Linked DNA regions of Mus musculus: region 2 is linked to region 1. Evidence: chromatin loops called from intact Hi-C (ENCODE). Cell type or tissue: gastrocnemius. All regions are shown on one strand. Each heading gives the region's core, and the rest is flanking DNA. Links, peaks and the distances in the headings are about the cores only.

What was found. A loop is a pair of places that touch in the nucleus more often than their neighbours do. Peaks named below come from ENCODE experiments on the same cell type or tissue, not always from the same donor. Only the 100,000 strongest peaks of a DNase experiment are listed, where the experiment ranks them.
Region 2: a loop joins it to region 1, with 2.8 times the contacts of the local background. A loop is called at or near these places in 4 of 42 quality-filtered maps.

The regions. Positions count from the first base shown.
Region 1 is chr2:128,383,467-128,395,834 of GRCm38, forward strand. All of the region lies in intron 1 of Morrbid (myeloid RNA regulator of BCL2L11 induced cell death), which reads right to left. Among named protein-coding and RNA genes, the nearest start is that of Gm14010, 33 kb to the right of the region's middle. In gastrocnemius, for the core only: no CTCF peak of the experiment used is centred there; DNase peaks (open chromatin) are centred at 4,808 and 5,750; H3K4me3 peaks cover 833 bases; H3K27ac peaks cover 320 bases.
Region 2 is chr2:128,279,833-128,292,200 of GRCm38, forward strand. No RefSeq gene overlaps it. Among named protein-coding and RNA genes, the nearest start is that of Gm14009, 120 kb to the left of the region's middle. In gastrocnemius, for the core only: no CTCF peak of the experiment used is centred there; DNase peaks (open chromatin) are centred at 5,181 and 5,794.

The DNA.
Region 1 (12,368 bases), core at 2,251-10,250:
AACCAAAAAGTATACACAAATGTATTCAATAATAAGAGTGTAAAAATCCAACGTGAAGCTCCACAGTTTCCGTTCTGGAGAGCTGCTGTTACTGTATGGAAGTCTGTCGAGACATATAGACTCTGGGTCTGGTTAATTTTGATATGTGATATTTTTTTATTTGCAAGCATGTTTTGTAATAAAGTGCATAACTTTTTCTAAATGATGATGATATATTTTGTAAATTTTATCTCAATAAAATTATAAAAATTATGGTTTAAAAAAAACTTTCCCTTATTGGTTGCCCTCCAAACCTAAGAGAACAGCCTGCTCTGCAGGGAAGCTAGCAGCTCAGGGACAATGACAGGGACGGATGACCCCTGCTCTGTGCTGATCTTCTGAGTAACAAGCAGTAGCTTTGATTTCTTCTGTGAACTTAGAGGCACGCAGACTTCACTTTCTAAGAATTCTCTTCTACTTGCCTGAGTTGTGGCCTTCATTCTAGAAGTTACTAAAGCTGTGTCTCAAACGCCAAAGTGAGGAATGGGGCGTTTACTTGGCCCCAACCAAGCACAGGGGTCTCTTGGCTCCACTGTGCCCACACACCAGTTCTGTGAGCTCCTTTGTATACCAGACAACTGACATTCTGAGTCAGCACAAAGAGGTCCCAGGGACAGTTGATCATCAGCTCTGCTTTACAGACTCACTTAGAGAAAGACAAACAGACATACAATACAGCATTTCTGGTGGACTTGATTCAGGTCTGTGACAACTACCTGCACAATCAAATGGGTAACCCTTCAATCCAGTCAGTGCAGGGGACTGACTCTTCTCCAGGTTCCAGCCACAGGCAGGCAGCCATCCTTCGAGGTGAGCTGCTCTGGCCTCTGCCCCTCCCTCCATGGCTGCCTTTGCTGTTGACACTGTCCCTGTTGGTTTATTAGCCCTCGCTGCTTGCTTTCTGCTGCATTCTGTTGCTAGGCTAGGGAAGGAACCCTAATCACCCAGAAAGAATAACAGTTGCAATCTTCTCTCAGCACAGTTTGGTGACAAAGTAGAAATAATCTACACATTCGCTTTGTCATTTTTTTCTTCAAAAGGATAGCAGTGTACGCCCTAGAGAGATGCGAGATATATACTTCAATCACAAAAGGTTGGATAAGGTGCCTTTAGAATGAATCTGGTTTCATATTGAATTGCTGTCTGTCATCACCAACCTGGGTGCCCGCAGGCTCTGAGAGCAGCTTGACTGTGGGTCTTAACTAAATTGACAGTCTTTATTTACTCCCCTCCCACCCTCAGAGGGGAGGGGGAGAAAAAGCAAACCACACTGTCAAAGCATTTAAAAACAAACCGAAGGAAGCTGGGTTTCCAAGCTTTAAGCAGATGTTATTTACCCACAATCCGTATCCAAGAAGTCACTTGGAAACCGGCTCCGTTTTCCTCAGCATTCATTTAGAAGCATGGAATTTCGCCGGTACCGATGACATATATTTGCTTCTTGCCAGTGATAAGTGCAGGGTGAGCTCCGTCTTCACCCCGGTTTCCCTCTGTCTTAGGAATATAACTATCCTAACCCCTTACATGCCTTTCCGGCCACCATTGCTGGTGGAGACCAAGCTGGTGGAGATGTGCAAGTGGTTCATGCGTAGGTGCTCGCATCGCACACTGAAGCCAGGTCCCTGTGCCGCCTTGTGTTTTGAGAGATGTGTCTCTCTTGCTAGGAGACTGGTCCTCATCTCTAAGTACCACACATGCCTTACCCTTGAGGTGTCTCGGATGCTGCACCCAAGTGTCAAGACTGACTTTCAAGGATGGGAAGGCTCGGGTCAGAAGTGCGTTCCCCAAGCCATGCTTGGCTCAGAGCTGGCACAGGGTGAGTACCTGTGGGCTGGGCTCACCAATGGCATGACGAAGCGCATGAATCAATTTCCTAGCTTGGGACTCAACTATCATTTTAAGGTTGACCCAGACAGGCCCGTTAAGAAGAACGCTCGTGCTTGCCCAGGCTCACTGTGTAATGTAAGTACTCTACTCATCCTCACTAGAGAGAAGGAAACCAGTAGAAAACAACGGTCAGTTTGCAGCAGATGACAGTTAAGTTAAACACTGAGGAAGGCCCACAGACACAAGCAGCATGTGCCTCATTCTGTCCTTGTGACTATAAAGATTTCCTTGCCATTCCACTCGATGCCCCATATGCTACAGTCCACACAGACACTTGAACCCTGTGGATTTGAATACCTCCCTTCTTGATTGGACTGTGCCTTTCCAAGACAGACACTACAGCAGCAGTTCTTAACCTGGGGGTCCCGGACCCTAACCCCCTTTTTGGGTCAAACAACCCTTTCACAGGGGTCACATATCAGATATCCTGCATATCCGGTATTTACATCACAATTCATAACAGTAGAAAAATTACAGTTATGAAGTAAATACAAAAATAATTTTATGGTGATGGTGGTGGTGGTGGTGAGGTCATCACAGAATGGAACTGCAGCATTAGAAAGGCTGAGAACCACTGAGCTATAGTCAGCTCACCTCTCCAACACTGGGTATTCTACCTGAAGCATCATAGCACATGCTTCTCTACCTGTCTATCCCAGAGATGCACACATCCCGAGACATGTGTCCATATGGACACTAGCTCAAATTTAAAAAAAATTCTCAAAAACTGCCCTGATAGCCTTGCCAGTGGTACCTTGATAGAACACAGGGGAAAAAACTGCACTAAGATTGTTTATCCAATTAAATAACATTTATCTTCAGAGTTTTTTTTTTTTTTTTTTTTTTTTTTTTTTTTTTTTGTATGTGTAATCTCTTCAGTCAAAGCCAGGACCAGTCTAGCATACCTAATCCAGTGTTCTTCCAAAGATTCTGGGGGATGGAGCCTAGAAAAATCTGCTCGCCAGCTGAGTGGCATGCAGGGTTAGTCCAAGGTGTATGCCCAGGGAAGCACACACCGTGGTGACCAAGCTGGGAGCTTTCTGGCTAGCAAGGGCTCTTGCCTGCTTTCCAAAAGCAGCGTATTAGATTCGTTATTTCAATATCAGCACTATTCCCCCTTTGAGTGTGCAAGTTCCCTCCTGTTTGCTGCTTTGTTTTTTGTTTTTTAAAAATACATCTTCATTTAAACTTCACAGGGCCCTGGGAGGTGAAAGGTGGGTGTACTCAGACCTGTTAACTGTTCATTTGTCTATCTGAAAGAAAAAAAAAAAAGCTTGTTTGAACCAACAGAAAGGCCTGATTCAGGGTTCTTAGGACACAGATCTCCTGGCAAAAGAACCCAGAGCCCCGCTTCCTGATTCCCACACCCATGTCTAGGAGCTGTCCAGATGAGGCAGCCTCAGCTATTTCAGGACTTAGCCCATCTTAAGGGTAGAGAGGGGAATCAGCATAGAATGGCTTCAGGCCATAGAACTGTGCCCTATAACTAAACTCTGAGGCACTATCTAGTCTGTTTTGAAGCCCTGGCTTTACACCACTTTCCAGCTCCTTAGGTGTGGCCTGCATTTCCCAGTCAGCCACGGGAGGCCTAAGGGCTCATCTCTAGGGGGTTTAATAACACACTACAAGGAAATGATTAGTGAGGCTCATCACCAGAGTACACACGACACACATGGCAGGCATCCAAGAACACCTTGCTCCTCTGGAAATTAGAATCCCCGTACTTCACCCCACATTATCAAGCTCCAAGAAGCCAGGCCCACATCTGGAAGGCAGAAGCAGAGGACCACTCTTCCAGAAAGACAAGGAGAGGAAGACCTGAGAGTGAGCAATGTTTTCTCTGTTGCCTGAGTCAAAGTCACTTTAGACTGGTCCCCCATCTCCAAGAGAATGCAGCCACAGGCAGCCCATAGACTCCTCCCCTAGCTCCATTGCTTGGTACCTCCTCTCCCTTCAAGCACCCAAGCAATGGCTCCATTTACTGTAGCCACATCATGTCTCAGAAAGACCAGGAGGCCCTCTACAGCCCTGGGTCACTGAGCTGTGTCTAACAGACCAGAGGTGGACAGAGTACAAAGGGGAGGTTCCTATGCTTCTGAAATTCTAGAATCAGGGCTACATCGGGGCTTCATGAGTCACATCTCCAATCCTAGCATTTGCAAAGCAGAGACAGGAGGATGTAGAAGTCAAGGCTAATCTGGGCTGACTATGATTTCCAGGTCAGCTTAGGTTACAGAGGGGAAGAGAGAACTGGGCTGGGGAGATGGCTCAGTTGGTAAAGTATCTGCCATGCAAGCACAAGAGACTGGGTTTGGATCCCCAGCACCTACATTAAAAAAGTAGGTGTGGTCCAGCACATCTTCAGTCCTATCCTGGGAGGGTTGGGTCAAAAGGATCCCTGAAGTTCACTGGCCAGACTGTCTAGTCAGTGAGTGCCAGGTTCAGTGAGAGAGCCTGCCTCGAAATGATAAGGTAATGGATGATGGAGAACTATCTGGGAAGACGTGCTGATCTGTCCATACATGCATTCGCATGTGTACACAGCCATACATACAATACACACACACAGATAAACCAAGAGAAGAAAGGGGTGGAGGAAGGGAGAGAGCAAGGAGACAAAAGTACACAGGCCACACTCATTTCGTGCCAGATCAAAAATGCGGGGGAGGTGACATTTGGAGCAGGGCCTATCTCATCAGCCTGTGGCGCACTTGTCTTTTTCCTTGGGGGAGTTAGAAGGCCTGCTCTGCCTGAGTCCTCCTGGTCGGCTTGAAGTCCTCTTTGGGAGAATGGCAGCCATGATCACCTGCAAGGCCTGGTGGGTCCAATGTGGCAGGCACTCCATTAAGCCACTCAGGTCTTTGTGGCTTTTCTGGTCCTTTGCCACAGAGGCTGGCAGGAAGCTCATACCCTCCAGGAGGGGATAGGATCCTGCTCCAGCGAGCTCCTCCAGAAAATGCCAGTGTCTGAATCATTGTCTCTGACTGCTTTTCTTCCTACAGGCTAGTAAGGGTGGGCCTGGGAAGGGTGGCTTTGCTTAACTTTTTTTTTTTTTCATTTTTAAATAATGTTCTCTTTTTTTTCCCCCTTCAGTGCAGGAGATCAAACCCAAGGCTTTAGACATGCTGGGTAAGCGCTCTACCACCGAGCTGTCTCCTTAACCCCGCGACATCTTTCTAGTAAATAATCCACATAGAATATAAGAAAGTAGAATGATGGGATGATAAACAGCCAGAAGAAAAAGGAGTAAAAAGGAAAGGGATTGTTTGGGAAGTAAGCAAGATGGGAGGGGAATTATCACAAACACTAACCTCCTGCAGAGAGAATAACAGGGAGAGCCACAGACTCCTTTTTGACTCAAATATTATTTTGCAGAGTATTTAAAAAGTGGTTACAGAAATAAAGTAGAAAGATTCCCACTGTTCTGCAGAAAGGCATCCACAGGGGAAAACCCATCTCACCACGAGAAGGTTGCTTTGCTACCTGGCCTCCTGGAGCAGTCTTAGCAGCAGGGCAGTCAGGAAGCCAGGAAGACTTATCCTCGGACTGTAAATGTAGCCAGGGAGCCCCTGCTAATGAAATAAATCTCTGCCCGTGGGGGAAGAGCACACACAAAAGGAGGCTCCGGGGAGCAGGAGGGGGCATCCTTCCAGCCCTTTTAAGAAGTGTGGTTTTAATGGAAAGTGTTTTAAGATTAGTGATGATTCTGCAATTTATCTGAAAAGTCAAAAGAGGGTTTCAAAATGATGCTCTATAGACTTTTGTACTTGTGACTCCACAACCCCCATCGCGTGCTCCAGAGAAGGCTGGCTGGTCTCCAGAACCCAGACTACAGGACTGCTTGGAGAATTTTCTAAAGCACTAATACTGTCCCTTCGGCCAGCAGCCCCAGCCTGGCTAAACTCTGAGCACATATCAGTCATTTCCCTTCACTCTGGCCACAAACCCAGTTTGCATCTTCCAGTTCCTCAGCTTTTTGTTTCAGCCTTCTCTGTCATGTCAGGGGAACACGCCTGCCCCATTCCTCATCACCCCCATCTCTCTCTCTCTCTCTCTCTCTCTCTCTCTCTCTCTCTCTCTCTCTCTCTCTCTCTCCCTCCCTCCCTCCCTCCCTCCCTCCTTTGTAATTTTCTTCCTTTTCCTGATAAGCCCATTTCACACTCTGCTGGACACTCAACCCCCCCCCCCCCTGTTTGGAAGCATATTTCTGATATTACATTCCAGGACCTATTCTCTTGGTTTCACCCCATTAGTCTGGTTACCCCTCTTTTGAGCCTGCTAACTTCTTCATATACCTCCTGGGTATAATCTTCACGAGTGGGCGAGCTACTTTCTCGTTCTTTTTCCTGCTCAGACAGCATCCGGGGGAGCTCACCCTCTTTAATTCTTGTGAGCTATGTCCTGTGTCTTTCTCTCCCCGCACTAGGATTCTCTGTCCCTGCGTACTTTCTAGCTATATATTCTTAAGTCTATGTGTGTGGTCCCTAATAGAAAGAATTTATAAGAGGAACAAAGTAAGGGTGGGTGAGTGAGGTGGGGGTGGGTTGGCATCAGATTAGAAGATACAAGCTTCTTTTCTCTCAACAACTAAGGACAAAGGTAGCCACTAGTTCACACTATTGCACACCCTGTGTTCAGATGCTGTTTGATGTCTAGTCTCCAATCTACATGAAGTCAAACATGTCCCCAAATAATACTTAAACTGCCTGTGGATGGGGGTGAACCAACTTTTCCAGCAAGATGTATGTCAGAAATCTAAAGATGCACTGTCTTGCCGGTTGCGATGCTACCTCATTTGTGGGTGGGTGGGTGGGTGGGTGGGGGAAACCTGTTGTGTTTTGTGTCACCCAGATAGCAATGCCACACGTGAAGGCATCTGCAGTCCCCACTCAGGCAATTTCTTCATTTTGTCACCACCTTGAAGCAGGACTGTTAGTGCTGGCAGTGGTCAGCCATGTGCTACCACAAAACATCGCTTAGGTTCAAACAGTGCTTCCTGTCAGGAACAATGTGAATTGTTGGTCACAGGGACACCAGCTTGTGTGGAGCTGAATATAATTAGTGTCTATTCCACTGACATGGGCTTTACAAAAATACTGGCTCTGGCTCTAGAATGTACTATCTCATAGGGGAGTGGAAGCCGGGGTGGAGACTGAAGGGCTGTCCTAGAAATGGCATAGGAAATAGTTTTCTCAGGTCAGAGGTGGGTGTGGACTTTGTTTCATGGTGTTTTAGCTCTCTAGCTAATAAAGACCACTTATAGACACCTCGAGGAGGGACTGGGGATTTAGCTCAGAGACACAGTGCTTCCCTGGCGAGTACAAAGCCCTCGACTCAGCCTCCAACATTGTAAAAAAGAAAAGATTACGTTGGTAATTCTCATTTATGTATTTCTCTTAGTAAAATGGCACGCTTAACACATACATACATACCACACATACACACCCAACACACACCCCTAACACCCAACACACATATACCACACATACACACACACACACACACACACACAAGAGAATAATAGACATAAGAAGGAGGGGTGGCTGATGGCCCAGGCCTGTAGCTCAGCTAGTCAGCAGGCTTTGATAGGTCATAGGTGGAAAGCCAGCCTGGGCTGCTGAGTGAGACTCTGAAACTCTTTAAGAAGGGTATAGCTCAGTGGTAGAGGGCCTCCTAGCCTAGTATGCAAGAGGCTTAGGACTCAAACCTCAGAACCTAAATAAAAACTTTTAAAAAGATACAAATAAAAATGTTAAGTCACAGGTCAGATTCTACCTAGTTCAAAGTTCACATAAAGCCACCCAGTCTACAAGACATGTTTTTCATGTCCTCCTGAAAGAGCCGCAGTTTCGCTGTAGACAAGAGAGCGTTACTACAAATACAACTTCATCAGCGAGGAAAGGCTCCTGGCTTGATGGCATTGTGGTGTCTCAGGCTGGAGCAAACAACCAAAACAACAAGTTTTGTCCCGCAGACAACAACAGTACAGAAATGTCTAGATTAAAGGTTGGGATCCTAGGCTGATCTAATCCCAGCAAGAAGAAACAGCCCACCTAGGGACAGGTGAAGTGGATGCAAAGAACCCCACACTGACCACCCTCTGAGCTAGAGAGTGATTTTTTTTTTTTTTTTTTTTTTTTTTTTTGCTGTCCTAGAACTAAATTTGTAGACTAGGTTGGCTTTGAACTCACAGAGATCAATTTGTCTTTACCTCCTGAGTTCTGGAATTAAAGGCATTTACCACCACACCTGGCTTTTTTCTTTTATTATTAAAAAATTAAACTTTATTTCTAAAAAAAAAAAAAAAAAGTGGGGAAAAAAAACCACACATCTTAGTTAACCAGACCCACAGTGTATACAACATGTGTATAGTCAGAGTAGCCATTCTGAATGGAAGTTTTGGTAAATTCTTACAAATCACATCTAGCTAATATTTTATTACACGGTGATTCAAACACCCAATTTCCACAGATGTGTGTGCATTGTTTAAACTGTGCTAATGGTCACAGCACTCTGAGCACTTTAACCACATCTCTGTGTGTCCTTCAGTGTCCTGTTTCCATTCACGTTGCTGCGCAATGGACAGCAGCACCTTTCTCTAGGACATTTTTGTCTTTTCAAACTGAAGCTGGCCCCATTACACTCCCTCCCCCACCTCCTCCCTTCCAGCCCCGCCGATCTCGATCTCCAGCTTCCACTCTTTGTCTATGAAGTAATCTACGCTTGGTGTCTCAGAATTGTGATCCCACTTTTTTTTTTTTTGAACATTAACAAATACCCTGAACACCCTAAGCACAGGAGAGGGTGACAGTTTATTGGCTACCCTGTCCCGCAATAAGTAAATCCCCGTTCACCACGGCCCTCTCCAGGTCTGCTGGCAGGAGTGATGCTTTTACAATCTAAAAACCAAAAGGTGATTTTTTTTTTTTTCTTTTTCTAATTGCACGAAGCACAGGAGCAAGAACACTACCAAGAAACCTCAGGGACACACTACATCTTGGGTTTGGTAAGTGACACACTTTTAAATCTGATACTTTAAAACTCATTTCAGAAGTCAAATAACCCAGCCCGCCACCTCCGACCCACCCCCCACGCCCTGTGAATTCTCTAGACTCTGTCACCTCGAAGGAGGGAGGGTGTAGGGGGTTGGGGGGAAGCTATTCGAAACAACAGGAAGTTTCTGTGGATCCTGACATTGGCCCCTGGTGACTGAGAGCCTAAATCAGTGAGTCATTCCCCCAAGACATAAGAAGCCGCGAGGACAAGTGAAGTCGATTGTTTAGTATTTCAAAATAAATAGAAGAACTGACAAAAACGGGGGGGAGGGTGGGGGGCTTTGTTGATAGGAAAGGCAAGATGCTTTTTAAAAACCCATCTGTAAGTGACAAGAAAGGCAAGTCAGATTTATTTTGTATTATGAGGGTCCTTACTTATTTTTTTTTTCAATGTTACTCCACAAGAGGTATTACAGGGCCACAGGAAAAATAGTTTCTAGGCAGCCAAATAGTAATTAATAATATCACAGGTAAGTTTGTGTGAGATATAAACTTTATGAGCTATTGAACACTGCTTCTGCATCATAAAGCCCACAGAGTCGGTAAGTCCGTGCAGTTCGGACAGGAAGTGAGTCCACACCGTGTTGCTCTTGGATCTGAAAAGTTCTGATGTTGGGCCAATGCTACAGCTTGTCTGAGGAAATAATACAAAAACCAGAGCCACAGAGGCCACGGAGTCAGATTTAGGTAAATGTCAACTCGTCTTAATTTCTGAACTGTCTCTCTTATTGGGTCACTAGTGACTTGGTGTCCAAAACCAAACCAAAACACCAAAAAGCTGAGGTTGGCTAACAAAATTCTCTTTCAGAAGCCTCAAATGACCTGTCGTCATGCATAGCTGTGCAGGGTAAAATATACAGAATAGAAATACATAAGAACATAAAAAGGGGCAGTAGCTAATATTTCTTCCTAGGAACAAGATGAAAGCAAGCTCAGAGAATCAGACTCTGCATTTGACAGTTAAGCTGGAAATCCAACAGCTAAGTCCCACAGGCACACCACCAAAGACCTCTTGTCACCCTTCTTATAAATAAGAACAAAAGCTGGACCCTCCGCAAAGGCAGTCAGGTGACCCGTGAGCCAGCAGCCGTCCCCACCAGGCTTCATGTCCATACTGTGGGACTCTGAAATCAACAAGTCACCAGACCACACACCAAGCAGGGCCTGCTCATTTCCCCGAGGGAAAATAACTATGTTTAAAATGAAAGTATGACCAACCCTGGCCTCAAGGCTGCTCAAACGATCTTGAGGAAGTTTCAAACACACCGAATTAGCAATCTGTCTGTCTTCAATTACAGAAGTACTAAAAGCCAAAATTAGCCGATTATGCTCAATGCACCCGAGTTTAAAAATGACCCCGCGAGCTTCTGCCATAGAAATCCCTACATTGTCACTGCACGATAAAAAGAGCCCTGGGACACTCACTCTTGTCCAACCACATTGCAGGTGGCAGAGTCCTTAAGGACGGTGACCTCCACAGGACCTTGCAGAGGGTATTTTATTTCTCTCTCTCTCTCTCTCTCTCTCTCTCTCTCTCTCTCTCACACACACACACACACACACACACCACGACTATATATTGTAGCTAAACTCAAGGCAGCCATGTACCAAACTCACATGACTGTGAAAGCCACCACCCCAGAGAAAGATGACTTAAAGCAGGCCCACGGGAGGGTAGAGTGACTGAGATGGACAGCCCCTGGCCCCCGGGGGTGAGCATCACACTTTCTAATGAACATAACTGAAATTGCCATTAAAGAGGATATCTGCATATCTTCTCCGCAACCCTGTGGTTTCGGAGTCCTGTGGTTGCAGGGATCTGCAAGAACCCCTGATAACTGGAGAATCAATGTCCCTGACACAGAAGCAGCAGAGTATGTAGAATTAATTTGGCTTTGGGATTTAATTCAAATAACTTAGGCCTAGAATAGAAGACAGGCAGCTGGACGTTTTGCTTTCTGGAACATTCCATGTAGTGGGACCTGACTTAGGTGGGTGAAGTTCTTGACCCTGAACAGAAAATAAAATGCTAAAAATAGTTCTGAGAATACTGCCTGTCTTCATAGCCAACCCTAGAATGTAGAATGTGCTACGTGTCTGTGAAATGGAGCCAGAGACTCTAAGAACAATGACCCCATGCCGGGTCCTCAAAGAAATACGCTGGAGCCTAGGACACAGGGTTTCTTTTCATCTCTGTCATAAAATGTAAGCACAAACTTCACTGTGAAACCCTTACCCCTGAGACCTTCCTCAGAACCTAGGAGAAAAATCCCTTACTCAGAATCCAGGTCTTCCCCAAGAGGGTGAACCCAGAGAAGCCTTTTCTAGGGGTATGGCCGATTGAGAGCCCAAGGTGTCTCCAACGGTCTTTTTCCCACCTTGTTTTTCTGATCTTGCTGTTCTTGTGAGACAGGGTCTCATAAGGTTATATAGCCCAGGCCGGCCTGGGACTCCCTGAGAGCCCAGGCTGGCCTTTCTACCCCAGCCCCGCAAGTGCTTGACATTAGAGATCTCTGTTATCATGCTTGGCTGCCTGGCTTCTCTCCCACTTTTTGACATAAACAACAGCAATATTTTACTGAACCAAACAGAGCTCAAGCCAGCCAGACCTCTGGCATTCCGTTTCCTCCCGTCAGCCTCACAGCCCTGTAGAAGTGTCTATAGTAGTCTTCCAGTTTTGTCATTGGGTTCCACTTAGCAACCCACACAAAAACTAAGAAGCCAGGAGAGGGATAGGTAAGACAGTGTGTGGGCTTCATTGATAGGCTCATGGAACTTCGAAGTTCAAATGAGGCCCCAGGGGAATGGTTCAGGGACATCAGTGTTGTGGGTGCCCTGCCTCTGGCAGGGACTGGCATCTGTCCAGACTGTAGCTCCTGTGTGCTCGGCTCTCATTTCCAGCAACCTGTACCCCTGTTTCCTTCCTGGTCTCTCAGCTATGGAAAAACACAAACAAGGAGGTGGGACCATTTTAGGTAGTCCTAGAGGCAAAGGTTGTGTGTCCCAGTCTCACAGAGAAGTGGGAAGCCACAGAAGGCAGAAGGGCCAGCCCAGGGCTCTGCTTTGACGGGACAATGGACACACCCGAGGGTCACTTCCTTTTACCTTCTGTGTGCTCTCAGAGGCAAGAGCCTCCAAACCCCTCAGCTGACAGGGGCCAGGACTCGAGAAAGGTAGAGGGCCTGGGAAGGTGAGGGTAGACTTTAATCTTGAAGTGGATAATGAGACAAAGGCAATGGTCATTGTGGATATTAAAGTCACTCCTTAAAAAAATAGAGGAAATAAAACTTCAAACTTTCTTAGTGTTTTGAAATCACAACAGTCTCAGATTGTGGATAATTCCATGTCATAAAAACAAACAAAGGGATGCATATTGCTATTAAATTG
Region 2 (12,368 bases), core at 1,987-9,986, 100 kb before region 1:
CCACCCTAATGACATAAGCTAGAACTGGCCTGCCTCTCTCCACTGAAATCAGGATGTAAGCTCTGTTGAATTAGTAGCATAAGAACCAGGTTTTAGACTCCAATTTCATGTCTGTCTCAAGAGGACAACTGTATGGGAGCACCGGCTGCCTGCTCAGAGCCTGCCATTGATGCAGCGTCTCCTGCCCTCCCACCAGCCAGCTTAGACACAATTTTTACAAAGGTGGCACTGAGATCCAAAAGCACAAGACAGGTTCCCCTCACATGTGCAGAGTAGCTGAGGTCTGAGCCAGCCTTAGGGCCTAAGAACACACATGTTCGGGAGAGGTACCTGGTGTCCAGTACAACGCCTCTGGCCATCCCCAGACAGTCAGGCATTCTGTGATCATGTGCACATGTCAACACACAGATGCACAAGTATACATATAGCTAAAAATATTTTATAAATGAATAGATATTTTAAAATTCATTGTTGGTTCACCTTACTGATAAAGAATCTGTAGCTATGGGAGGTTAATTCTATTTATGAATACATTTATATAAAACTGTATACACTTGCATGGCTATATAAACTTACATAATATAAATACAATGCACACAACTGAACTTACAGGTCTAAAATGTAAATGAGATTTTAGCATGCTCTAAATGTAAATGAGATTATTAGTACATATATCCAGAATGCACACTTACAGCTATGTTGGTCACACAGTCAATTTCTCTTAAAGGATGCTCTTGGTCTGTTCTTTTCTCCCCTGCCCTCCTCTTTTTCCTCCTCCCCAATATACCCAGTATCTAGTCTCCTTCTTGCCGTAGGATGTAGAATCCAATAGAGCAAGCATCTGTCAAGAGAAAATTTCCAGTGTATTGTGGGGAAAGGGAGGCACATGGTCCAACAAGAATGGTGGAAATGGTGGACATGAATGGGGGGGAATGTTCTAGAAGGCAACTTAAAGGATGCCCATGCAACTAGGGGTATGAGTCTCCCTTGGCCTAGCCTTATATGAAATAAAGATACCCTGCCCCCAGTGTCTGTCATCGAGGCCCACCTTTTCTCACTGAGTATTTTACAACATTGACATTGGTGTGGCCTTGGGAGATTGGGGCAGAGTCATTTCTCTCAAGACTCCTAGGGAAAAGATGGAGACTCAAGCCCCAAACTGTACAAGGTCATACTCACCCTGGCAACCTAGAAAAGGAATGGTGTGGAGAGGAGGGGGAGAAGGAGGTGATGGGGAGGGGAAGGACACCAGGACAGTTTTAGGACAGGCATCCTGGGTGGAGTCTCCAGAACTCCAAATCACAAGACCTCATAGTAGAACAGTGACTTCCAGGCTCTGGGGAAGGGGGAATGGATTATTTGGATAAGGCAAAGTGCTCAGACCAGAGGATCTGACATGCTCATACAGACATTCATGCAGGTTAAGTACCACTATTCATAAGAATAAATTAATCTTTAAGTGCACTGGGTCTTGTGAGGGGCTATGTAGTTGTGGGGAATTGAACCTGGGTTCCCTGGAAGAGCAGCTAGTGTTCTTAACTGCTGAGCTATCTTTCCAGCCCCGTGCCAGTGCATTTAAAACCAGAGCATAAAAAACACTCTTTAGGATGATCAAGAGTCCCTGACACATGGGCCAATGAGCTTCAGGCTGCCTGTGGACAGTAGAGTTCTGTGACCTCGTGAGTTCAGTTCTCTGAGTGTAAGGAGAGCCAGAATGAATCAGATATGGTGAACACATATCCGAAGACTGCTGGTTATCACTAAGGTATTCCCTGAGGTGACCATCAGCTGGTGGGAGAAAGATCACACTTGTCCTTTGAGAGGGAACAGATAGAGGAAGATCCTAAGGCAAGATGGCACTTGAGATGTCTACTGTAAAATGTGCCCCACCACACCCATCTCCTCCTACCCAACCCTGGTCCACGCTGCCATCTTTGGTCTCCAGAAACTCTGGTAACTCTTCCTGGCCTGACAGAGAGCCCTCTGCCTCCACTTGCTGCCTCAGTTGGCATTCGTGGCACCAGAAAGGAAACTTAGAAGAAATTAAGCACAAATACCATGGGACCCATGTTATACTGTTCATCTCTGTGCTGTTGACAGTGGTTGACGTGAAAGCAGCATCATCGTCCACAGACCTGGGCAAGGGACAATAGGGTGAGAGCATACAAGAGTATTGCCCAGCAATGTAAAGGAGGAGGATTCTACCACAGCCAACTTGGATAGGCCCAGAGGAGTCAGAGCTGAGGAAAATCAGTCTCAGGACGGATACCACATGGTACAGCTTAGATAAAGAGTATGACGTCGACTCTTGGACAGTAGAAAAATGGTTGCCAGGGACGCTGGAGTGGCACCTAGAGGTGCTAATGAAGAGGCATTGTGTTTCCTTACAAGTTCAAGGAGTGGCTGAGCTCTGGAGATCTCAGCACAACACTGCCTACGTGGGTGAGGATAGAGCTTATATTTGATGCTTTTTACCACAGTGGAATAAAATGCTTTAAAAGCATTTAGTGCAAAGAAATAAACTTTTATCCAGAAAAGACAATAGGGAGTTGGGGTGAGGAACCTTTCCTCTTTGAGACACGGGGAGGTGAAGTGGGAGGACGGATGGAGTGGCAGCTGCCGGCATGGGTGGGAAGGCAGCCGGGGAACATCCTGAGCTGGTTTCCTGGTGAGGTTAATGCAGGCTTGCTTTTGTGCTTGTTTTTGTTTTTGTTTGTTTTCTTCACTTTTCTTTTGGCTTGCAGGATGTAATCCCATCACAAACCGAGGACCGTGTGTGTGTGTGTGTGTGTGTGTGTGTGTGTGTGTGTATGTGTTTGACAGAGAGAGAGAGAGAGAGAGAGAGAGAGAGAGAGAGAGAGAGAGAGAGAGAGAGAGATTTAGATTTAGAGAGAGAGATAAGGATTTGGCTTCTGTGACACTGGAGGTTGACAGGGCCCCAGGACAGAGCCCAGAGCCTTTGGAGTCCCAGGAGAGCTGCAGATAGAAGCTCCAGGGCAGGCCAGAAGGTCCAGAGCCAAGCAGAGCCTGTGCTGTCTCAGTTCGAGTCTGAAGGCAGGAAAAGGGCAGCATCCTAGCTAGAAGGTCGTTTACAGGAGGAACCCCCTGTGGATCCTGGCCTGCCTTCTTTTGCCAGGCTGTCAGGGTGTAGCCCACCCATCCACTTGGGGAAGGGGAAATGTGCTTTATCTAGAATAGTCTCTTCAGTACAGTGTTCTCCAAATGTCTAACAGCCAGTCTAGTTGAACGTAAAACCTAACCACCTCAGCTTTATCAGCTGCATTCTGCTCTATAGGAATAGGTCCTAGAGGCGGAGCCAGCTGTTGTCTGCTTGGGTTGGGTCTTCAGTCTCTTTCGCAGGGCTCTGACCATCACAAGACCCTCCCCCTGTTTTATGCTCACCCTTGAATCTTGATCTGGTGCAACCCTTTTCCCTTAATGAGTTTGGGACGAGTTTTATTGTCCATCCCACCACTGGGTTCCCATGAGTCTGGCTGCCCTCCCTCAAGCCCTCTGTCCTTGCAAGAGTCTCCCTGGATCCCTTCCATATTTTGCTAGGCTGGGTCATTGCTAGAGAACAGGCCTTATACAATCATATCTGCCTGGTGCTTATTACAATAACCAATCTGAAAACCGGGGCTTAATGCACGCACGTGAGTACACACATGCCTATATGCTCATCTGTGTTCAGAGACACCTTTCAATGTAGTGGTCTATGTATAAGAGCAAAGCTAGGATACCTCTCAGACCCTCCAGGGCCAGTTGACAATACTTCAACAGAGTTAAATGTCCTATGTGTTACAGTCTGCAGAAAGTGCCAGCCATTGGGTACATGGTTTCAATAACAATTCTAGTCACCAAGGCCTCTCCTCTGTCCACTGACTTGAGTGCTTGCAGCCTAGCTACCTTCTGGCTGGGGAATAGGCCTTGAGCCACCTGTCTGGATGCGCTTTCCTATCTCTAGAATAGAAGGGCACATATAGGGGGAAAGCAAGGCCAAGCTGGTGCTGCCAAGGAAGCTACAGATGTGCACAGTAGGATGGCCTAACGGAGAGGGAGGGAGGGGGAGGGGAGAGGGAGAGGGAGAGAGAGGGGAGTGGGAGAGGATGCATTTATTCTATTTGGAAGGATAGAGCCAAGAAGCAGTTCAGGACTATGATGGCCAAGCTCAGGCTTTGAAGTGGGCCATCCCCTGGGCTCCTGCATCTAGAGGATTGAATGGTCTGTGTCAAAGGGCACAGGTGGCCTCTTAAAGAAACCCAACCCCAGCAGCAGCAGCTGCTCAGTGAGAATGCCTGATGGAGCTAGAGTCTAGATTCTCAGCCAAGCAGCCATCCCTGTCTTCAACTCAACAGGTAGGGAGGGCGGAGGCTGGGGAAAGCTGCCTGGTGACAGTGGCCCCAGGCGATAGGACTTGAGGAATGGACGGAAGGACAAGCAGTAGGAGTTTGGGCAAGGGCTCTCCCAGAGAACAGGCCTTATACAATCGTATCTGCCTGGTGCTTATTACAATAACCAATCTAAAAACCGGGGCTTAATTCAGGAATGTGAGTCCCTCTCCCTCCCCCTCCCTCTCCCATCCCCCTCCCTCCCTCTCCGTTAGGCCATTCTACCGTGCACATCTGTAGCTTCCTTGGCAGCACCAGCTTGGCCTTGCTTTCCCCCTTTATGTGCCCTTCTATTCTAGAGATAGCAAAGCATCTCCAGACAGGTGGTTCAAGGCCTAGTGGGAGGACAAAGGAGAGCTACTCACACGCTCAGAGAACAACGTGATACGGAAGGCTGTACAAAAGATACGTAAGCAGGTGAATAAACCACAGCAGGACAGACCCTTGCATGTCCTGGTAGCTAGAGAGATGTAACGTCTTCATTCATGAGAATGGTGCCTTGTTCATCTACAACCATACTCACACGTTGTCTTCTTTCCTCCCTCCTTCCCTCATCACCGCCCTTCCCCCCCTTTCATGTGTCTTTATAAGTTTACTTCGTATTCAGGATTTTTGAACACGACAGGCTTGTTTTGAGCGAGCAGCAAACACAAGTCCAGCTGTGAGAGGGAAGGGCAATATGGCCCCCTCAGCCAGAGCCCCAGGAAAAGCTACAATGACACAGCCCATCAGAGGCTGGCCCCAGCCTCCCGCTGATGACCTCATTACTCCACATCTGGGAATGGCGCCAAGAGGCAGCCCAGCTTGCCAGAACATAGACTCCTGCAGAGGGCTTCAGACTCTGAGGCCCCAGGGGACCTACTAAGTCCAGCGCCCTGAGAAGCCTGCCATCTCCATCTCCCTCCCACACTGGCTAGTCACCCAGCCTCATCTCTCAAGCCAGGAAGGTAGGGACCAGGGGGATCCACACACAGATATCCCAAGGCCCACCACCGCAGAGTACAGTGTTGAGGACCAATATGCTTGAGGGAGTTGGCCCCTCTACACATGCAGATTCTCTGATGAGGTATTTATAATAGTCTCTCCACAGTGCCCATGAGGGAAGACACGGTAGACTGGGATCCTCATGGTGGGGCAGAAGCTGAGTTGCTCTGAACAGAACTGGAAATAATGAGACCAATTTCTCCTACAAACAGTCACTGAAAACCCACGGGCAGGCACCATCCTCCACCCGTGGTCCCACGAAGTGTGTGGACACAAACGCTTCTGTGGCATGTCTCGAGGTCTGCTGTGGTCCCCAATGGAGAAGAATGAATTTACATCCATGGAGCTAATCCAATAGAGGAAACAATGTGGCGCTAGGCTGTGGAAGGCCACGTATCGCGTGGCAGCGTGGGCTAAACACTTGATTGGCACCAGGGCCCCACCTTCTCCCACTACTTGGTATTCATCATTCATCGGCTCTTGCTGGGAGCCTTTCCCGGGCTCCTCATCTCCCCGAGGGATTACTGTCCACACTGGCACAGGCACCCAGCTCATGTCCCTCTGTCTTTGCCAGCACAATCTGGTGCCTGATACAACTTCCCGTCACACTGGATGGTTTAGAAATAACTACTTTATTCTTAGGATTAGCATGTCTTCTCCCATTTCTGTTGCTATGACTTTAACGGAGCGTTGTGTGGTAATTCGATACACAAGTAAAACACATGAAGAAGATATCAGGAAGCTTGGCTCCTCTACTTCAAAAACTTCTTAAGTTTATTTTGATTAACACGTAACATTTGAACATGTTATGGGGTAGATTGTGGCATATCATAATTTTTGGCTGCCCTGGAACACTCTGTGTAGACCAGGCTGCCCTGGAACACTCTGTGTAGACCAGGCTGGCCCAGAACTCACAGAGAACCTGACTGCTTCTGTCCCCTGAACACTAGGATAAAGGAGTGTGCTGCCACACAAGCTCAACTAAGCGTGTCCCGCTTTCTATTTCCTGAGGAGACTCAGTCCAAACTCCCATCTCATTTGAAACAAATCTGCATTGTGTTAAGACTTGGAAGGCTCAAACAATCTTTCTCATGTACACATATGCTCACTTACACACACACACACACACACACACATACTCACACACACACACATACTCACACACACACACCACACATATACACATATTCATACATAGTCACACACACACCACACATATTCACACCCACTCACATTCAAACACCACACACACACACACACACACACACACACGTATCACACACTACACATACACACATACTCATACACATTCACACACACACACCACAAGCTCACTCCTTCTTTTCATGAGACAATTTGTACTGCACATAACTCTTTAAGCAGGATCATGACTAGGTGGTCCCTTGACCTTAGGTCTCCGGGACAGAAGCTGAAAGGCGACATCGCCAGGAGTGGGCAAGGGGTGCCGTGTTCCACAGCCCCTGCTGTACTCTAAGTCACCAGATTCTTCCTGTGTGGCCACCAAGCTTGGGTTTGAGCTTATCCCTGAGCCGTCCTGGCAAACACAGCCCTTCACAGAGAGGAGGCCCGGGCCCTACCTAAAACCTCCCATCTTCCTCTCCTTCTCCATCCAGTGCTCCATTCTCACACAGGTCCCCTCCCCCACGCCCTTCACTTTATCTTTGCCTCCATCCCCCGTGAAATATCTTCCATATTCACAAGTATTCTCAAATAAAGCAACAACAGCAAAACCCTAAGAAGGCTAATACCCTTCTTATCGGAGAAATACTCAGTACAGAATAGAAATTCCCTAAGAAGGAAGAAAGGGAACGTTTCATGAGTCCCTACTGTGTGCACAGTGTCTTTGGCCTCTCCTGGTGTGACAAAGTGACTCTGAGTGCTTGCAATGTGCATTACTTGCGAGCTCAATGATGTCAGTTGTGGCTAGGAGAAGAAGGAGCGCTTATCTCTGCTCCACTCACCTTTGTGTCCCGAGGAAGCCTGGACCTCCGTGAGCTATGTCAGCCTGCTGTGCCAAGTCCCTCTGAGGCCAACAGTAGGTGAGGAGCAGGGTCTAGCTGGGTCTTCATTGCCAGCTCAGCCTAGAGATGGTGCACTGTCCTTACCCTCACTGATAAGGCTTTGTTGGGAACGAAATTAAGTCACAGAATGAGGCTGAGTGGAAGAAAGTCCTTTAGGAAATGAAATCCACCAAGGGAAATCTACCAAGTGTGCTGACTTGCTCCCCACAACACCGATTAAACAACCTGTCATGTGAAACTTGCTCACCTGCTTTATCCTAAGGCAGGACCCAAACTATGATAAGCTAAGATGACTAATTCTCACATCTTCCTCCAAACTACAGGATTTATGAAATGCCAGGGACAGCTGACCTCCAGGTTAGCAGGGTCCACCACCACCTTGTAAATACTTAAGGAGCTCTGAACAAGCTTGTGAAGTTGAACCTCTCTCCTTGAACTGGTCAGGGGCAGCCACAGTGCAGAAAGGAAGATCCAGAAGTGTGAGCCTTTTGCAGGGACCCAGACACTGCCTCCAGGAAAGCTCTCCTCTGGTGGCCATTGTGGCACAGAGGAAATCGCACCAGATGGTAAATAGTGGCAACTCCAACGCTTGGTGAAATGATTTAGGTACTTAGCAAACAAAGGGAGCACGCCAGCTCCTTTCCCGGATTCTTCTTCCTGGGGCACAGAATAGAAGAAAATGCAGAAGCAACCTCCAGGCTCAGTGAGAGTTAGCATTTCCTAGAGTGGAAGAAAAATCAGATGGGGAGGTGGGGGTGGGAAGTAGGGGGTGGGGCAGGGGGCTTGAGGGTGGGAGGACAGGGGGCATGGACAGACTAGAAAGTGGAATTGGATTTTTTTTTCCTTAAAAAAAAATCGATGAAGTAACCAAGCTATTAAAATGGAAAATAAGTCTGATGTCATTCTGAAAAATAAAAGCGTTGAGTCACCTGCGGAGCCACTTAATTAGGCCCGGAAAGGGACAAGAGAGCTTGAGTAATTTTCCCCGCCAATGTCAGTATTTCAAAATGAGCGAGGCGTCAGGCCTCCTCTCATCAGTGAGTTACATCAGTGCTTTTACCCTGGGGACAGCCTGAGACATTAGAAGTCGGTGAAGAACAAAAAGGAATGCATTAGGAACGATCCCCCTGCACTGGACCAGCTTCCACTTCAGGTCCCTGCGACACCTCAGAACGAGGGCTAGAGGGGTTTCTGGGCATGCTCTGGGGAGCCAGACAGCAGCATGGCACTACAACAGTAGTCAGAGTGACAGCCGGCGAAGCTCTATGGAGACCCCTTAGGGACAGCCTTGGTTTGCATGACTGCAGTCAGAGGTTTGGGCTTTAACAGAGCCACATGGGCATTCCTTCATAAGTGTTTGGATTCAACACCTCTGCTAAATGAATACCTCCACCTCTCCCTGTGGGTCAGAGGGTGGCTCTTCAGAATCCTGCCAACTACCCCTCTGTCTTTACCAAACAGAGAGTCCTGCTATCACCAGTCCCTTGCAAGGGCAAAAACTCAATAATCTCCCTGCTGCAGAACTGGGCTTTCTTGGTAGCACTCAGGAATCATGGGGACCGTCCTTGAGCACTTGGGTTCTCTGAGTTGGGGGTCCCTTCAGCCACACTCATGACAGGTTCCTGCTCGAGATCCCCAACTAGAGAAATCTCTGACTAGGAAAAGCAGGGGCCGCAGCTGGGACCTAGCTCACAACACCATGTCCACCCCCTCCCCCATCCCCCCCAGTGCTGCAATCGAGGTTATGATGCCATGATCAGTCAAGCTCAATTCTGATACTGTCTGGTTGATGTTTATTTTCCTTATTATTTAGCTGTAGCTGTAGAACTCCCAGGGCTTTCTTTAATTCCTAAAACTGGCCTTCTGGCTTTGTAAGCTTTGAAATGGACCCTGCTCAGGAGAACAAGGTGAGCACACACCGATGCTAACAAGGCTGTCAGCGGGATATGAAGTACAAAGTGAAGGCCTAGGACACAGGAAAGGCGATTTTTACTGGAAATGGAGGGGGAGGTGTCTTTGGATGGTAAGCAGTCTGTTCTGAGTTTAGTGAATACAGCAGAAATGAATCATGGGCTAAATCCAGGTTTTAGAGAACACCCTAAGTCCCCAAAGACCACCCAAAAATTTCCCCCATGTTAGTCACAGAGAGATAAGAATGAACAGCAGTGCTCAGTGTGCAATCATCGACCAGATCAGAAATGACACCCATCCCTCACAAACACCTTGGTCCTGTCAGACAGCACTGGGTTTCCCCTTTAACTACCTCAATATTATTCCTTCTCACCTTCCCAACCAAAAGACTGCTGGGTAGAAACACAAAACAAAACAAAACCAAAACCCAGAGTAAATAAGCAACTGCTTACTTTCCCTGCCAATCTAACAATTGAAACCCAGGTAAACCAACTCTAATCCTCTTTCGAGGATCAGGATTGCCCTGCCTCTAATCTAATGCCAATAGCTCACTAGGTTGCAGTGCAGGGAGCTTTGAGACTAAAAGAAGATGACTAAGATGCCATGAAGACAAGGGGAGGGGGTGCTGGCTGAACCCTAATAATATTGATTAAGAAGCACTTGGAAAGTCCTTCTGAGAGAGACAGTGGGATGGGAGAAGGAGGCATGGTCTCTAGTATATACATGAGCTGTGGAGTATGGTTCTTTCAGATTCATCTCCCCAAACCCTGCCTTTCAACTGGGCCAGCCAGCTCCCCTTGCGGAGCCTTGGCTTCCTTGTATGTTGCACCAGGATGGTAAGTGTTTAGCAGGGACCCATGCACAGGATATATCAGAACTCATAGCTGCAGATCCATCCACCTTGTTGGAATCCAGCTCTTTTATTAGGTGCTGAGTTGAGAAGGCCAGAGTGCAAACTGGTGCAACATCCATAGATATCAGTTATGTTGGTTGGTGATCTCTTGTACAATGTCACCCGGAGCAGTCTCCACGGCTGCATGATTTCAAATACCTTATCTTTGATTTTTTTTTTTTTTTTTTTTTTTTTTTTGTGGTGTGGGGAATGGAACCAGAGGTATCACTCATGCTAGGCAAATCCTCTGACACTAAACTGCCTCTCAGATGTCAGGGAAAAAGAGTTATCAGTGCAAAACAGACAACACAGGACCAGGACAGGCTGGACACTATAGTAAGACTGTTTTACACTGGCTCAGATGAAGGCAGGGCCAAACAGAGACACAGTACTGAAACCATTGCCCTAAAGTCTTAGGGTCCTGGAGAGACATCAAGAGCACTGGAGGCAAGAGAGACCAAAGTTGTCCAGGCAGGGACATGCACCTGCCTACAGAAGCTTGTGTTTAGGTGGCAGGACCATCTAAGAGAGTGGTTTTCAATATTGCTAATGCTGTGTGTTTTCTAATGGTCTTAGGTGGCTCCTGTGAAAGGGTCATTTGATGGCCCGCCCCCCCCAAAGGGTTTGTGATCTTCAGGTTGAGAACCATGGACCTAGGGGTTGGGGCATCTCCATGGTGAGGAGACCTTTTCCTTCCCTCTCCTGATTAGAGTCTGGCATGACTCCTCTGGCAACCCCCTCTGTACCCTGTCTGAATGCCAGGTCCTACTGGCCTCCCCTCCCCCAGCTCTGAACCAATCAAAGTGTGTATATTTCAGAGACTAGGAAGAAGCTGTGCTCTTCATTCTTCTGGAGAGTCATTTTATGTCACAGTTGCATGAGAAAGGAGATAACCAGAGTTCACAGTCTGCCTGCCCAGGGATTCCGTGGGTGAATTTGCTTAGGCCAGCGTGACCTCCATGACCATCATGCTTCAACAGCCTCCTCTTTAGCATAAGTGGGAAGAGCTTAAGGTCATAAGAATATAGGAATCAAGCCAGGAGGTGGTGGCACAAGCCTTTAATCCCAGCACTTGGGAGGCAGAGGCAGGTGGATTTCTGAGTTCGAGGCCAGCCTAATCTACAGAGAGAGTTCCAGGACAGTCAGAGCTACACAGAGAAACCCTGTCTCAGAAAAACAAAAAAACCAAACCAAACCAAACAAAAATAAACAAACAAAAAATATAGGAATCGAACTGTCACATCCTGTGGGAGACAAAAAGAGTCCAGGCTACACTAAACTGAAGACCAATCTTAGTAGTTTGAATAGATATGGCTCCCATAGGCCCATGTGTGTCAATGCTTGGCCCATGGGAGGCTGGCTGGGTACAAGCTGAGAGCCCTGTGTGTTCTGCTCCTAGTTCTCCAGATACCTCATCTTGAACACCAAAGCCCAGTCTTTTGTTTACACAGCAATTCAACCATCCACCCCAGCTTTTCTTTTGATTATCCCATGAATCAGCATTTTATGACCTAAGTCCCTTGATTCTTAGAAAAGACAGCTAGTACATTTTTTAACACAGCAACTAAATTCAGAGATCTGCCTGCCTTTGTAAGCACAGACAGTAAGCTAGCTGGGTGGAATCCCTTCCTGAAATTAACATTCCCACCATGCCTGTGCCTAACTTGCTCTGTCCCAGGCTGACCTTGAACTCAGGAATCTGCCTGCCTTTGTATCTTTCTGACAAGCTTTCATTAGTGCATGCCTTTGTTCTTTTAGATCTGTGAAGCCCTTCATACAATTCATATTGCATCCTTATATCTGCTTAGTTGAGAAATTTATAATTTTTGAACTCATGTTTTCAGAGTTCTTTTCCACAGCCTTAAGGGCTGTACTGAAGCTCACAGCATTTGCCATTTTTGCTGAGGAACATAGACACATCTTCAACTCCTAAACTCATGTTGTTTCTAATTATCATGGGACATTAACCTTGGCAGGGAGAACATTCGTTGCCTGATAACCTTGTCGGGGAGAACATCTCCCAAAGGAGGAACATAAAGTAAATTATGTACATTATTATACAAACAAGCCCTATTCCTACAGCAACCGACAACACTCGTGAAGGCCCATGTCCTGCTGATTCTGCTGTATGGACAGGAAACCTTGTCACAC